Regions from separate parts of the Homo sapiens genome. Here region 2 is linked to region 1. A link is an interaction called in ENCODE POLR2A ChIA-PET data of the cell type or tissue named here. Cell type or tissue: Panc1. All regions are shown on one strand.

Region 1 (8,000 bases):
TATTTTCCATTTCACTAATTTGCTCTTTAGATGTATATAATTGCCTATACACCTATTCATTTTGTTTTTGAATTTTCAGTTCTAGATTTCAGTTTTTTAAATCTGGAAAGCCGTATTTTAGAGTTTCCAGTCCCCAATACAACTAAAATTTGGGCTTTTACTTCCTTTAATGCTGTAAGAATAGTATTTCATAGTGTATGTCTAATAAGTACAATATCTAGAATCTCTGTATGTCTGTATTTCTTTTGTCTTTGCTTCTGCCAACTCTCACTTATGGTACCTTCTCTTCTTGTGTGCCTGGTTACCTCTGTGGCTGGATATTGTAACAGCAAAATTATCTATATAAATAATTTTAGGACTAGGATCATATTTCCCTCTAAGATTTCATTGCTTTTACCTGGCAACTATGGGCATTAGCTAAATAGAATTATCTTAATGCAAGGAAGCCTTACGGTTTCCGGGCCACTTAAATAATGTGAAATTGTTACAGCCAATGTGAGGGATGGTTTACACCCACTTCACCCTTACTCCTAGGTGTATCTCTTGATAGAGTTCCAACCCAAAGTCAAGAATGATTTATAAGGGTTCTCAGGCTTGAAAGCACCCAGACTACAAGTTTTATCTCCTTCACCTTGAAAGGACACTAAAGGTGTGGCTCACGCTCTCAACTTCCTTTTCCTGATCAGCAAATGGCCATAAAACAAAAAATTGCCCTAATACTACGGCTTTGCTCCTCTGTGCTTACATTCTCTCTCAAAGCTCAACTCAGAATCTCCTTATAATAGTGATTTGATGTTTAAGAAGATTTTTAGAAGCAACTGATCCAGTTTCTTAAGGTGACTTCAGTAAGAGAGCTGGTTTAAATCACCTGTCCTATCACTAGTTAAGACAGAAATCTCCCAGCATTCTGTTATATAATATATCCTTAGTACATGGTCTTACCTTGGCAATAACTGCCCCAAGGTGAAAAAGTTCTATGGTATTCTTTGAAGAATAGTAATAGCTCTTCTTGGTAGTAACTTGCCCTTATAGTACAGAGGAACTATAAAGGATGAGAGTTCGTTCAAGTTATAGTTCCTGTAATTTACTCATTCTATGACCCTGGACAACGATTTGTGTATAAAATTGAGTGGGGGATACAACATCTCCACAATACCAGAATATCAAATGAAAGAATGCAAAAAAGCTTGAAAAAGCCTACAAAGCTGGCCGGGCATGGTGGCTTATGCCTGTAATCCCAGCACTTTGGGAGGCCAAGGGAGGAGGACTGCTTGAGCTCAGGAGTCTGAGACCAGCCTAGGCAACATGGCGAATCCCTATCTCTACAAAATATACAACAATTAGCCTGGTGTGGTGGCATGCACCAGTATTCCCAGCTACTTGCGAGGGTGAGGCACGAGAATCCCTTGAACCTTGGAGGTGGAGGTTGCAGTGAGCCAAGATCGCACCTCTGCACTCCAGCCTGGGCAACCGAATGAGACTGAGATAAAAGAAAAAAAAAACCTACAAAACTATCAAAAATTATCATTCTCTTCTCTCTTCTCTGCCCCATGGTGAGCCATTCATCAATGGCTCTGACTAAAACACCATGGCAGGCCAAAGGTCAGTTGACATTTCAAGTCACTCATGAATGGCTGGCAACATTATACAAGACATAATATTTCCAGGGTCAAATAAAGAGATACCTATTATCTGTAATTTATTTTTAAATATTTCTGAATACACAGTATGAATGCATGCAAGTATGTGGGAAGACACACAAACCCTTTCTCCCTCCCTCCCTCCCTTCCTCTTATGGGTAGCTAGTTAGTATCTGAGGTACCCTAATCAGGAGTGCATACCCCAGGTGTGGCTATTACAAAAGCATCAGCTACAGCTTTGAAATCTATACTAGAGGATTTCCTCACAAGTATAAAGGATGGTAGAAATAATTTTTCCGATGAAAACAATAGAATTCAATATATATATGTGTTGGCTGGAAATACTGTACAGGGATCTCTAACCTTGCATATATACGTGGGTTATAAGAATCTGGCAAACCAGGCAGCCTAACACTTTCTGCAGTGGCACTCTGGTCCTGGGTCTGGACACTTAACAGAGGATTCCATCACCTGCGCCAATGAAAAGTTTAGATGTGTCCTGTATTGAGAATTTTTCTGCATCTGTTTCTACCTAAACTTTGACGTGAGATACATACCCAAAGGACAGGTTGGGGCTTTTCCCAGTCCACAGGAACATGCTGAATGACTAACTTTTGTGCCTGCTTGCTAATGTTCTTATCTGTGGCAAAATTTAGTCTGAGACTTGACTTTATTGTTACAGATCACCTGGTAGCATAACTTCTAATATAGGACGTTACCAGTTTCTACCAAACAAACAAAAAACTTGCACCATTAGGAGCCACAAAATCAGTTCAGCTCAGTTTGCAACAATTGTGGTGCATCAAATTTCCTAAATGAAGCCTGTTGGGACATAACCTCAAAGCCGGAATATTATGATTCTGATCAAGCTGATATACATATTTGCCATCCCAGGCCCTCCAAGAGAAAGGCTGTTTCTCTTCAGTGGGAAAACCACAGGAAGCTACAGAGACAGCCTTGGGGTGTGGGTTTTGCTGGGCCTGGGTGCCTGCCAAAAATACCATCGTTCTGTTTCTTGGCCCCTAGAATGCAATGATACCTAAGCTTTTGTTTTTTTGTTTTGTTTTGTTTTTTTTGTTTGTTTTTTTAATGATTTCCCCAAAACCACCTGGACTCTGTATTCTACTCAAAATGATGTCATTTAAAGAATATCTGTATTCAAGGGAATATATGGGAGAAAGCTACCCTACTTCAAGTAAATGCAAACCAGAAATATTTGCATTTTCAAAACAGCACTGTCTTGGATTCTTAGCAGCTGCATGTCCCTGCCCTCCAAATGTTTCTTAAAATACTTAAGCTGAGAATTAACCAAAATGGGAGATGAACTATGTTTGTCATAAACAGTTTGAGAAAAAGCTTTTAAACTCTCAACCCCCAGCCTGCATCTGTGCTAAAGGACACCTAGAAGTTGCTCTAGCCCACATGACTTTCAAGATGCTACAGTCTGAAACATGACCATAAGAAATACATTCCTCTGGGTATCAGCATTCCCTTTTCAAAGGACAAGATTTCCAAAGACAGCCTGAAGGAGCCTAACCAATTAAGTCCTCGAAGCTGCTAAAAATTTAAAGTGAAATTACCCCCCCCCCAATAAGTACAATGGAATTCTATGCATATGAATCCTACCACATCACTGTCTGAGAGATGATTAATATGGTAGAAAAGTGAACAAGAAGTTGGAAATCCTGGACTTTCATGTAATTTCTCTGAGCCTAATGCTCTCTCCATCTGATAGACTGGGAAGCGCTCTTGCTAGCCAATTCATAAGACACTGGAAAGGGATACTGGGAAAACATCCATAAAACGATGCCAAAGGAACAGAGAAATGCTGTAGCACTTGAAAAGATTAAACCAAGTCCTCCCTGCCCATGTTGCACTGGCTTCCAACCCATTTATAGCTGCGGTAGAAAAAGCAAGATGATTGAGGCTGTAAAAAGGCTTCCAAGAAGCAATGTGGGACAGGGACAAGAACCGCTGTGCTGGCAGGCAGGCATCACCCTGAGCCCAGCACTGCCATGCTGGTTCTCTTCTGTCCCTGCCTCTAACAGCACAGAGAAATTCAGAGGGAACACAGACAAGAAAACTCTCCCAAGATTTATGCCAGCTCATCTAAAGTCGTAGGCTTAACATTGGCCACAGACACCTGCACAGATCTTCAGCCTCCAGGAAATGAGAATTCATCCTTCCCCATCAGTGCATGCTCCGGGGAACATTAAACCTCAGCTTCATTTAGGTTAATAATTAAGCTCCTAGATTTACAGCTGTCATGAAAAGAAAAGGGAAAAGGAAAGAAAAAGAAAAAGAATCTAAAAACTTGCACATTAGTATTTGCTCACATCTTGAGGCCAGGCCCTTTTTTGTTCCCCTCCTTTTTTGTCAACTTCTAAAGATGGAAAGTTTTTTATGGCTGTAAATGACAAAAATGAGTATATTCAGGAAAGGAAATGGGAACGGCACCTGATCTCTGTTCAGACAAAAGATCAACGGAAAACACTGACAGTGCCAACTACATGACACCCATCACACGAGCTCTTATTCCAACTTCATGGCTATGGTACTGCAACTACATCATACCTGAGGAAACTGAAGCTCAAAGTTTGAGATACTTGCTCAAGGTCACATGGTTAGTGGGTAGCAGATAAAGCCAGTGCTCACTGCTGCTGCACTAGTCATATCAAAATGTCCTGCCAGCTCTTAGCTCAAAAGATAGGATACTTTTGAATTCCCTTCTAACGTTCTCATTTGTTCACACCCATGTGCCATTTTAAGCCTTGCAGTACTTTAACTTGCAGTTTTTTAAAAATTTCCTGCAAATTGCTCATTCTCTTTATTCACAACACACAGCTTCAAATTACTTTCTGGAAAAAAAAAAAAATCAAACCCACCCACAAAGGTCAAAAAGTTACCACTGCTGAGGCTATTATGAGGAAAATACTGTGAGAGTAAAAGCAATTTCCCAAGAAGAACAGATCAAACTAGCACAGCCCAACAGAAACATACAGTCTCCTCCAGGGAGCACTGTGAAAGGGTCCATTTGTTGGGACTGCAGTCCTTCTGCTGAGTGGGATAGGATGACATAGGTCTCATTTTCCAGGTATACTTTCAGCGCCTATTGGAATATTATCAAAAATAGCAACTAGTGAGTGATTAGGCAAAGACAGCAGATATTGTTAAATGAAACTCTTGCTCCTCCAATAGAGCTGGGAGACACATGTTTTTGTTTTCTTACTCAGACATTAGTCTATTAGCAAGTCATTTTGCACTCACTTTTTAAAAAATCTGTGTGCCTTATGATTAAAATCAATCTTCCTTATCAGTCAAGTCAAACTGAAATAACGAAAATATTGTACATAGGCCTATTAGCAATTTTATGGAAGGTTTTACTCAGGCAACAAAATAAATAGTCTTCTTTAAGAAAGAGCGATGTTGAGCTCACATTCCACATTTGGGATACGTAGGAGGTTTCAACACAACAATGAGTAATTACCACTTGCCTCAATCCCCACTTTCGTTACCCTCTCCCTTCAAGGTCCTTTGTGGAAGAGCTGACATATAAAGAAAGGAAAATGCAAAGTACAACTGAGAACTAAGAGAAATCCAAATTTTTCCCAGGCCTTCGCACATAACACAAAAATATGCTTTTGCATGGATTTCTATCCCAAGTTGGAAGGTCAATAGAGTTCTTTAAAATATCCAAATGCTTCAGTGAATCCAGAGTCAATTACAAAGACACCTTAGCTGCCAAGACTTATGACGACAGGTGAGTTCAGATTACGATTCAACACATGCTCCACAGTAGTCCTCGTGGGAGGCTGCACATATATTCCAATGATGCTGCCTTTACTCAAGACTCTGCTGAATACACCCTTGTGTACTGTCAAGAAGACTCCTCTAATTTGCAAAACTTGCTCATGTGTATTCTCCCACTGACTGTTCACATTTGGCACACTTGCAGTAGCTTAAGGCCCACACAGGCGGTATTTTCCCGTTTTAGTATGATGGCTGTAAATTCAAGATGTCTAACTTTGCTATGTGATTTAACCAGTCATTAGATATTCTAGAGAAGAGAACCATGTAGCTTATTCTGTGTTAAAAAAAAAAAAAAAAAAAGCACTAACAAAACTTTCATAATGAAAGAATTATATAAAACTAGAGAAGGTCAGACACTCTAGAAAACTATGATTAAGTTCATATCCATATCACTATCATAAATACAGTATAACATGTTATATGAACAAGTCATAAGGGTAACTTCAGGAATAAGACATTCTCAAACAGTTCTTTCACATCTTTTTTTTTTTTTTTTTTTTTTTTTGAGACAGGGTCTCTCTCTGTTCCCCAGGCTGGAGCACAGTGGCACCATCTCGACTCACTGCAACCTCCACCTCCTGGGTTCAAAGATTCTTCTGCCTCAGCCTCCCAAGTAGCTGGGATTACAAGTGTGGCTAATTTTTGTATTTTTAGTAGAGACAGGGTTTCGCCATGTTGGCCAGGCTGGTCTTGAACTCCTGACCTCAGGTGATCTGCCCCCCTCAGCCTCCCACAGTGCTGATATTACAGGTGTGAACCACCATGCCAGGCCTATATTTAGGTACTTAAAATACTCTAAGTAGTGATATATACATTGTATAAAGCCTGTGTGTGTAAGACCATATATGTCCATAAAAGCTTTCCCAGTTCCAGCTGATGGCTCCCTTGTTTCAGCAGCTGGGTAGCAGTTACAAGTCCATGTTCCTCCCTCCCTATCTTACAAAGTTATTGAGGGTATAGGCAAGAGGATGAAGATGAATGTACTATATGAATAAAAAAAAGAAAGAAGGGGCCTGGCGCAGTGGCTCACACCTGTAATCCCAGCACTTTGGGAGGCCGAGGTGGGTGGATCATGAGGTCAGGAGATCCAGACCATCCTAGCTAACACGGTGAAACCCTGTCTCTACTAAAAGTACAAAGAATTAGCCAGGCGTGGTGGCAGGCACCTGTAGTCCCAGCTACTTGGGACGCTGAGGCAGGAGAATGGCATGAACCTGGGAGGCGGAGCTTGCAGTGAGCTGAGATAGCGCCACTGCACTCCAGCCTGAGCAACAGAGCAAGACTCCTTAAAAAAAAAAAAAAAAAGAAGGAACATGAGCAGTGGCTAGTTGGGGACCTTTGCCCATCAGGAGTCAAGTCAATGCACCCTGCTAGCAGAGGGAGAACTAACCGTCTGAACTCTGAGGAGAGTTAGTACCGTCCTCCATCACCCAGTTGGATACAGCTGGGCCTAAAGAAATGAAATAGTTGATCAAGAGACTACACAATCTCAGAGACACAAAAACTAGTGGTAAATCAGCCCCTGCATCTCCCTTTACTACAGTTGAGGAAAAGGAGTCCCCAGAGGTAGATGGTCAGTTCCCAAAGCCATAGGGGCAGCCATGGTGGGACTGGTTGCAACTCTCATATCCTAGTGTCTCATCTAGGAGAGCTTGGGAATGGTACCAAAGAAACACTCATAGAGCAATGGTGCTTTACTAGGATCCACAGAGATGTTTCAGGGACTTCATGAAGCCTCTGAAATTGTCTGTAAAACTGTGTGGCTTTGCATTTTTTCTTTTGCTCTGTCACTCAGGCTGGAGTGCAGTGGCGTGATCTTGGTTCACTGCAAACTCTGCCTCCCAGGTTCACACCATTCTCCTGCCTCAGCCTCCTGAGTAGCTGGGACTACAGGTACCTGCCACCACGCCTGGCTAATTTTTTGCCTTTTTAGTAGAGACAGTGTTTCACCGTGTTAGCCAGGATGGTCTCAATCTCCTGACCTCGTGATCCGCCTGCCTCAGCCTCCCAAAGTGCTGGGATTACAGGTGTGCGCCACCACGCCCAGCTGGCTTTGCATTTTTAAGGGGAACAGTGGTGACTGCTTTCATCAGTCTGAACACAATCCATGACTCAAAAAAATTTAAGAATAGGCTTGGGGATAAGACTAGAGGTGAATGAGATTAATTCCAAACTAAAAGGAACCCAATTTTTCAATACCCTGAAGACTATGCTTGGGCCAGGCTGCCAATGGAACCATCTAAGGAGAACACAGCCCTCAACTTTCTGGTCTGAGTGGCAAAAGGGATCCTGTAAGAAAAAATTTGTCTGGGAAAACTAGATGTGTTTGTGACCACAGGTGACAGGGAAAGGAGTAATCATCACAAGTTCTAACTACTAATTAGGTAGTCTTAAAAACCACAGGTCAAAAGTAACAAGCAAGGCCGTGTTCTCTGGAATCATGGAAAAGGTTTTGGCTGTCATTGTCAAGAGACATGAACGGAAGGTTTCTGCAGCCTTTCAAAGCCAGGGCAGCCTTGGCCTTCAAATCCCTGATTCAATCCCTCCCAT
Region 2 (8,000 bases), 290 kb before region 1:
TTCACCATGTTGGCCAGGCTGATCTCAAACTCCTGACCTCAAGTGATCCACCTGCCTCAGCCTCCCAAAGTGCTAGGATTACAGGCGTGAGCCACTGCACCCGGCCACACCTGGCTAATTTTTGTAATTTTATTAGAGACAGCATTTCGCCTTGTTGGCCAGACTGGTCTCGAACTCCTGACCTCAAGTGATCCACCCACTTGGCCTCCCAAAGTGCTGGGATTACAGGTGTGAGCCACTGTGCCCGGCCTAAATCCCGTATCATTTTTAACTGTGTCCCACTTTGTCTTTATGCCTTGGAGATGTGGCCACACCCGGCCTTTGTCATGTCACCTGTTTCCCTCGCACTGTTATGGCCGTCGCCCTGTTTCAGGACCTGTGCAGCAGCTATGCTCCCTGCCTGAAACGCCCTTCTCGAATCTTACTCGCTGGCTCCTTTGCATTCCATCCTTAGCATGTGTTTCCTTGGGCTGCATCTGACACTCATGAGCCTGAGGCATCTGTGCCTCTGTAGGCCCCTTCCTTCATTAAAAAGATATTACAAATTATATTTTACAACTGCATTGGTATGCAAATGAAATATTAATACTATATAGTAAAACATTTTTTTCATCCTAATAGTTCATGTTTTTTCTTCTGAGATTGTGGAAACAAACAATTTTCATGGGCCCCAAAAGTGCTGTGGGCCCAAGGCCCTGTGCCCATGGTGCCCGGTGGAAGGTCAGCTCCTCCATGAGCCGACGGGCTGTATCACAGCGGGCTCCCAACGCCGAGCCTACTTAATGCTGTGTTCGCAGTGTCTAGAGCACAGCCAGGCTCCTGAATGAATGAATGAAGAAAGGCACACTGGGTATTGTAATCCCAGCACTTTGGGAGGCTGGGGCAGGTGGATCACAAGGTCAGGAGTTTGAGACCATCTTGCCGAACATGGTGAAACCCCGTCTCTACTAAAAATACAAAAAATTAGCCGGGCGTGGTGGCGGGCACCTGTAGTCCCAGCTACTCGGGAGGCTGAGGCAGGAGAATGGTGTGAACCCAGGAGGCGGAGCTTGCAGTGAGCGGAGATCGCGCCACTGCACTCCAGCCTGGGCGGCAGAGCGAGACTCCGTCTCAAAACAAAACAAAACAAACAAAAAAAGAAATATGATTTGGAATGTATTTAGAAAGAACAATTATGAACGCCATGGGACTAGCACGTTTCTGAGGGAGGGAAGGCAGAGACCCATAGAAAGAGAAGGGAAGGGAGGCGTGGGGGCGGGGGAGTGGGAGGCTCCCATTGAAATCGTGTAGGCAGCTTCACGGCGGGGATTCCGCCACCCTCCCATTCACTCAACAGATACTCATCGCGTGCCTGTGCCACACCAGGTGCCATACTAAGTGCTGAGGTGAGAAGCGTCATCTCTGCTTTGCAGGGCTCGCAGCTTGCCTGTGGTCTCACAGCAAGTCGGTGGCAGAGATGGGATGGGAAACCAGGCCTGGCTGACTTCCTAGCAGGCGTCCTTTCCATTATGCCACGTGAGTGTGGGTGGACACTAAGTGGACTGTCTGGAGTGAGTCGTGCACGTTTTACTCGGAATGTTACTCAGGAAGTTGGCATCAGTGTGTGGGTGAGAAAAGAGTGGCTGAATGGTGTGCACTGAGACGTTGTGCGATGTCCTCCCGCTGTCTTCCTGGGATTCGTCTTAGTGTGTTACTGGACCTTGTGTTTTGGCACTACTGGTCTCCCGCACAGCCCTGTGATCATCTTGATTTCCTCAGGCCAAGGATGATGCGGCTTTTGACCTTCCAGAGTATCTTTGTGTAGTACTTATTTAAAATTTTAAATTGAATATAATTATTTCTCTGAGTAGATGTAAATTTGGTGGTGTCTGGGGATAGTGATGACCATGCTGCTGTGGAAAACAGCTCATGGTTATAACAGGGAGTACAGTCAGGCTTTGCATAGCAGGGATACTCCTGAGAATGCGTCCTTAGGCAATTGTGTCATCTGCGAACATCGCAGAGCGTGCTTGATGAACCCAGGCTCACAGCCCACTGCACTCAGCCCACTGCACACCTAGGCTGTGTGGGATCACCTGTTGCATCTGGGCTACAAACCCCTGTGGCACGCAACTGCACAGGATACTGTGGGCAGTTTGAACACAGTGATGAGTATTTGTGTATCTAAACATAGAAAAGTTACAGTAAAAATACAGAATAAAAGATAAGCATTGAAATACCTGTATAGGGCACTTACCATGACTGGAAGTTGCACTGGGTGAGTAGTGAGTGGTGAGTGAATGGGAGGGCCAAGGACAGTCGTGTGTCCTACGACTCTGCAAACACTGTACATGAAGGCTACACTAACTTTATTTTTAAAATATATTTCTCTCTTCAGTAAATTACTAACCTTAGGTTACTGTACCTTTAACTTGATAAACTTTTTTTAAAAAAACTTTTTGACTCATAATAATACTTAGCTTAAAACCAAACACATTGTACAGCTGAACAAAAATACTTTCTTTCTTTATATTCTCATTCTATAAACATGTTTCTTCTTTTTTTTGAGCCAGAGTGTTGCTCTGTCGCCCAGGCTGAAGTACAGTGGTGCAATCTCGGCTCACTGCAAGCTCCGCCTCCCAGGTTCAAGCAGTTCTCCTGCCTCAGCCTCCCGAGTAGCAGGGATTACAGGCACATGCTACCACGCCTGGCTAAGTTTTGTATTTTTAGTAGAGACGGGGTTTCACCATGCTGGCCAGGCTCGTCTCGATCTCCTGACCTCATGATCCGCCCGCCTCGGCCTCCCAAAGTGCTGGAATTACAGGCGTGAGCTACCGCGCCCAGCTCTGTAAACATTTTTCTACTAAATTTTTTTTTTTCAATTTTTACTTTTAAAACTTTTTTGTTAAAAACTCAGGCACAAACACACGCATTATCCTAGACAAGGGTCAGGATTCTCAATATCACTGTCTTGCACCTCCACATTTTGTCCCACTGGAAGGTCTTCAGGGGCAGTAACTGCATGAAGCTGTTACCTCCTGTGATAACAATGCCTTCTTCTGGACACCTCCTGAGGGACCTGCCTGGGGTTGTTTTACAGTTAACTTTAAAAAATACATGTAAGTAGAAGGAGTGTACCCTAAAGGAGTGATAAAAAGTACAGTAAATACATAAACCAATAACAGGGTCATTTATTCTCATTATTATTATATACTGCACGTAATTGTATCTGCCAAACTTTTATATGACTGGCAGCGCAGGTGTGTTTACACCAGCATCACCTCAAACACGTAAGGCGTTGCACAACATTATGACGGCTATGATGTCAGTAGGCAGTAGGAATTTTTTAGCTCTTTATAGCCTTATGGAACCACCGTGGCATATGCCATCTGTCATTGACTGAAACGTCATTATGCAGGGCATGACTGTACTTACAAAATTAGATGGCACTTCTTAGGAACATTCCTTTGCTATGAGTTGTTTTAAAACTTAATGTACTTAAATTTTTTTTATTATAAAAAATTTCCAACATAAACAAAGAGGGAGAATGTATGTATATTAAGGGTCTCACTCTGTTGCCCAGGCTGTAGTGCCGTGGTGCGATCATGGCTCACTGCAGCCTCGACCTCCTGGACTCAAGTGATTGAGGGAGAATATTATAATGAATGACTTTATATTCCTCACCTGGGTTAGGATGAAATGCTAAGGTCACAGCTAAGCAAAAGCCACTTTAAAGGAAAGGAATGTTGCTGCCACGAGTGGCGTTCCTGCAGAAAGGTCATTAAGTCAGAATTACTACTCTGTGTTCTGGAGGGAAAATACCATGACACTAAGAATTTAGCTGTGGGTCAGAGAGGCATTTTATGTGGTGTGAATCAAACTAGGGAGCCTTGGGCTGGGTGCAGAGGCTCACGCCTGTAATCCCAGCACTTTGGGAGGCTGAGGCGGATGCATCATTTTAGGTCAGGAGTTTGAGACCAGCCTGGCCAACATAGTGAAACCTCATCTCTACTAAAAATACAAAAAATTAGCCAGATGTGGTGGCGCACGCCTGTAGTCCCAGCTACTTGGGAGGCTGAGGCACCAGAATCACTTGAACCCAGGAGGTGGGAGGTTGCATTGAGCTGAGATGGCGCTACTGCACTCTAGCCTGGGCGACAGAGTGAGACTCTATTGCCTCAAAAACAAAAAGCAAACTAGGGAGCCTCTATTCTTGAGGGCTAAAATCTGAGAATGATGGCGTCCGTTGAAGCTAGCCCAGAAGTTATTCATTTAGACTGTAAAGCAATATGGCTACACATTAACTGATGTTTTTTCTTTTCCTTTTTTTTTTTTTTTTGAAAGACGAAGTCTTGCTCTGTCGCCAGGCTGGATGGAGTACAGTGGCACGATCTCAGCTCACTGCAACCTCCGCCTCCCGGGTTCAAGCGATTCCCCTGCCTCAACCTCTCAAGTAGCTGGGACTACAGGTGCATGCCACCACGCCTGGCTAATTTTTTGTTTTTTAGTAGAGACTAGGTTTTACCATGATCCACCCACCTCAGCTTCCCAAAGTGCTGGGATTACAGGTGTGAGCCACTGTGCCTGGCCTAACTGAAATTTTAAAACTTGGTTACTTGTATATTCTAGTTTTTGTTCATACGCGCTATAGCACTTCTAAAAATTTGCAATCTGGGCTGGGTGCGGTGGCTCATGTCTGTGGTCTCAGGACTTCGGGAGGCCAAGGTGGGTGGATCACTTGGGCCCAGGAGTTTGAGACCACCATGGGCAACATAGCGAGACCTCATGTTTTCCCAAAAAATACAAAAAAAATTAGCTGGGTGTGGTGGCACTTGCCTGTAGTTCCATCTACTCAGGAGGCTGAAGTGGGAGGATCACTTGTCTGGGAGGTTGAGGCTATGGTGAACCATGATCACACCATTGCTCTCCAGCCTGGACGACAGCGTGAGACCCTGTCAAAAAAAAAAAAAATTGCAGTCTGTTCTTTTAAAAAATATTACAAATTATACCCACACTCACTCACTTATGGGAGTACCAGTTGGCACACTACTCATACCATTAACTCAATAGTTCTCCTTTTAGGAATGTATGCTAAGAAAATCATCTGAGATTTGCACAGTGATATTTATTGTAGTGTTGTAAAATACTGAAAACAACCAAAATATTTAACAATAAAACTACATATATAGGATGATAGTAACTCTGCCATAAATGCATGTGTTGCACAGTAAAAAAAGTGTAACAGTTTTAGCTGTAGTTATCTCTTAATGGTAGAATTACGCATGACTTTTATTTTTTAAATTTTTTTATATCAAAAAAATTTAATGAATAGATTAAATACAAAGTGATCAAATGCTTTAAACCATTTTACAGTGCTACTGTGGCAGCATAATATGTGGAGTTGATGTAATATAATTTACTTATTAATCCGTTACCCTTTTTATTAAGTAGGCTGCTTATAATAATTATTGTAGGGACTATTTTTTAATATTCTTTTTCTTTTCAGTTTTTTCCTAATTCTAGGAAGATTGCTGAATAAAATAACAACACTTCTTAGATGTTTTTTATATTTATATGCAAACCTTTTATATTTATATCCAAATATATTCAAACTGTTCTAAATGGTTTGTAATAAATTTATCATGCCACAAAATAGTTACAGTTGTATTAATTTCACCTGTATTGGATATTGGCCTTTCTTTTCAAGATTTGTGATTCAGTAGATGAAATATTATACTTCAGCACCATGTTCTTTTATATTTCTTTAATTATTAACTCAGATCAATAGCCTATAGGTGTTGTAAAATTATTATTATTATTATTATTATTATTATTTTATTTTTTTTTTTTTTTTGAGACAGAGTCTCGCTCTGTCACCCAGGCTGGAATGCTGGAATGCAGTGGTGCAATCTCGGCTCACTGCAAGCTCCGCCTCCTGGGTTCACGCCATTCTTCTGCCTCAGCCTCCCGAGTAGCTGGGACTACAGGCACCCACCACCACACCCGGCTAATTTTTTGTATTTTTAGTAGAGACGGGGTTTCACCGTGTTAGCCAGGATGGTCTCGATATCCTGACCTCGTGATCCACACGCCTCAGCCTCCCAAAGTGCTGGGATTACAGGCGTGAGCCACTGCACCCGGCCAAAAATTATTTTTAATTATACAAATCCGTGGGATTTCTGAACTGCTCATAGTCCTTGGCTCTCTGTGGTTTTTGAAGGTCACATATGGTGTGTAACTAAGATAAAGTGAGAGTAAAGAATAAAACATGATAAAGTAAATTAGGTTCTGTTGAAGGCAATGTATATCTTTATGTAAGGCAAGCAGACATTTTTGTATGAGAGTAAAATGTAAGAAAAACACGCAAATCAAGTCAGAACATCTGTTAATGAGGCTACCATTAATCTAGTTAACTGAACAGTTTGTTTTACTGAATTGGATATTTCAACTCTATTGGGTATAACTTATATAATGTATTTGCTTTAGTTGAAAATTATTAACTAAATGATGTTTATTGCCTAATCTCTTAAGAAAGGTATCTAAAAAGAATTAAGTTTGTTATCTCTGAGCAGTTTTGCAGATGTTAGGCAAATGAGTTTTCCATATCTAAGTAACAGCATTGTTAAGGTGAGCTTCTGTAAAGGTCTATGGAATGGATAACTTATATATTACACTTTTATATTTTTTCTTTCTCCGTGGGGTTTTACATTTGTGTAAAACATTTTATTTGTTTAAAAGCATATGAACAAACACATCTGAGTTGGTTTATGGGTGGAGGAGTCCATGGAGTTAGACAAGCCCCATACTGCCCTAGAACCCCTGAATGTAGTAAGCACATCACGCATAGTTCATGCCTGTTCTGGCCTATGTTACATTTTTTTATTTTTTTATTTTTTATTTTTTGAGACAGTGCCTTGCTCTGTCCCCCAGGCTGGAGTGCAGTGAGTGGCATAGTCTCGGCTCACTGCGCCCTCTGCTCCCCAGGTTCAAGTGATTCTCATGCCTCAGCCTCCTGAGTAGCTGGGATTACAGGCGCCTGCCACTACGACTGGCTAATTTTTGTATTTTTAGTAGAGACAGGTTTTCGCCATGTTGGCCAGGCTGGTCTCGAACTCCTGACCTCAGGTGATCCACCCACCTCGGCCTCCCAGAGTGTTGGGATTACGGGCGTGAGCCACTGCGCCCAGCCTATGTTGCATTTTGGTTAAAACCGAAAAGATGGTTGGAAGGAATTTGGGAATCCCTTGGATTTGAACATTTAGTAATGAATGAGATGTATCACTTCACATCATCGAGGGAGAATATGCTATTTAAGACTACACTTTCTGAATGCCAAAGAGTGTCATTCCAGTTGTATTCCTTAGTCTCATGTCTTTTTCCTATGTCTTTCCATTTCCCCCCCTTATTACTTTCTTCTCCTCCTGTTCACTTATATTTCTCCCCTTCCTTTTTCAATTTGGAAAAATCATTAAAATAGGAAATAAATACAGAACAGCATAACACCCATCGCTCATCTCTTCCTGGGTGTCCCGTTTCTTGTGTCTGTCCTCTTTGCCTTTTTAATCCGTGTTTCCTTTCTTTCCTTCACATTTCCAGGTTTCTGTTTTATCTCACAGAATCCTGCAGTGGACACGTGTGTAGGTGTAAAAGGGTGGCAGGCCTGGGTTTGAATTTTCATCTCTGCCATGTAAAGCTGTGTGACAGTGGGGAGATTAACCTAGCTGACTCTTTCCCCATCTTTAAAATTCCCATAATAGCAGCTAATAATTGCTGATCTCCAGGCTTATTGTAGAATTTAAATGAGATGCTGTCTGTGCACTGCTTAGCACAGTGACTGCACAGAGTAACTCTCGGGGATTGTGTCTTGGCTCTCTAGCCGCAGTTCCGTGTCTGGGACACACAAGTGCCATGCTGGGATCCCTCTTCGCGTTCGTTCTGGGGAATCCTTCACTTTTCTCCCATGTGCTGTGTCTCATGTGGTCCTCTTTCCGGGGTCACTCTTCCATGCTGGAAGAGCTTAT

What was found. ChIA-PET counts read pairs that join two places held together with the same protein. Peaks named below come from ENCODE experiments on the same cell type or tissue, not always from the same donor. Only the 100,000 strongest peaks of a DNase experiment are listed, where the experiment ranks them.
Region 2: POLR2A ChIA-PET joins it to region 1 with 10 read pairs; 2 of 35 experiments call an interaction of 5 or more read pairs at or near these places.

The regions. Positions count from the first base shown.
Region 1 is chr3:11,387,188-11,395,187 of GRCh38, reverse strand. The region is part of intron 19 of ATG7 (autophagy related 7); the gene reads right to left. Among named protein-coding and RNA genes, the nearest start is that of ATG7, 120 kb to the right of the region's middle. In Panc1, no CTCF peak of the experiment used is centred here; no DNase peak of the experiment used is centred here; H3K27ac peaks cover 5,925 bases.
Region 2 is chr3:11,674,228-11,682,227 of GRCh38, reverse strand. It overlaps a transcript of VGLL4 not described here. Among named protein-coding and RNA genes, the nearest start is that of VGLL4, 34 kb to the right of the region's middle. In Panc1, no CTCF peak of the experiment used is centred here; no DNase peak of the experiment used is centred here.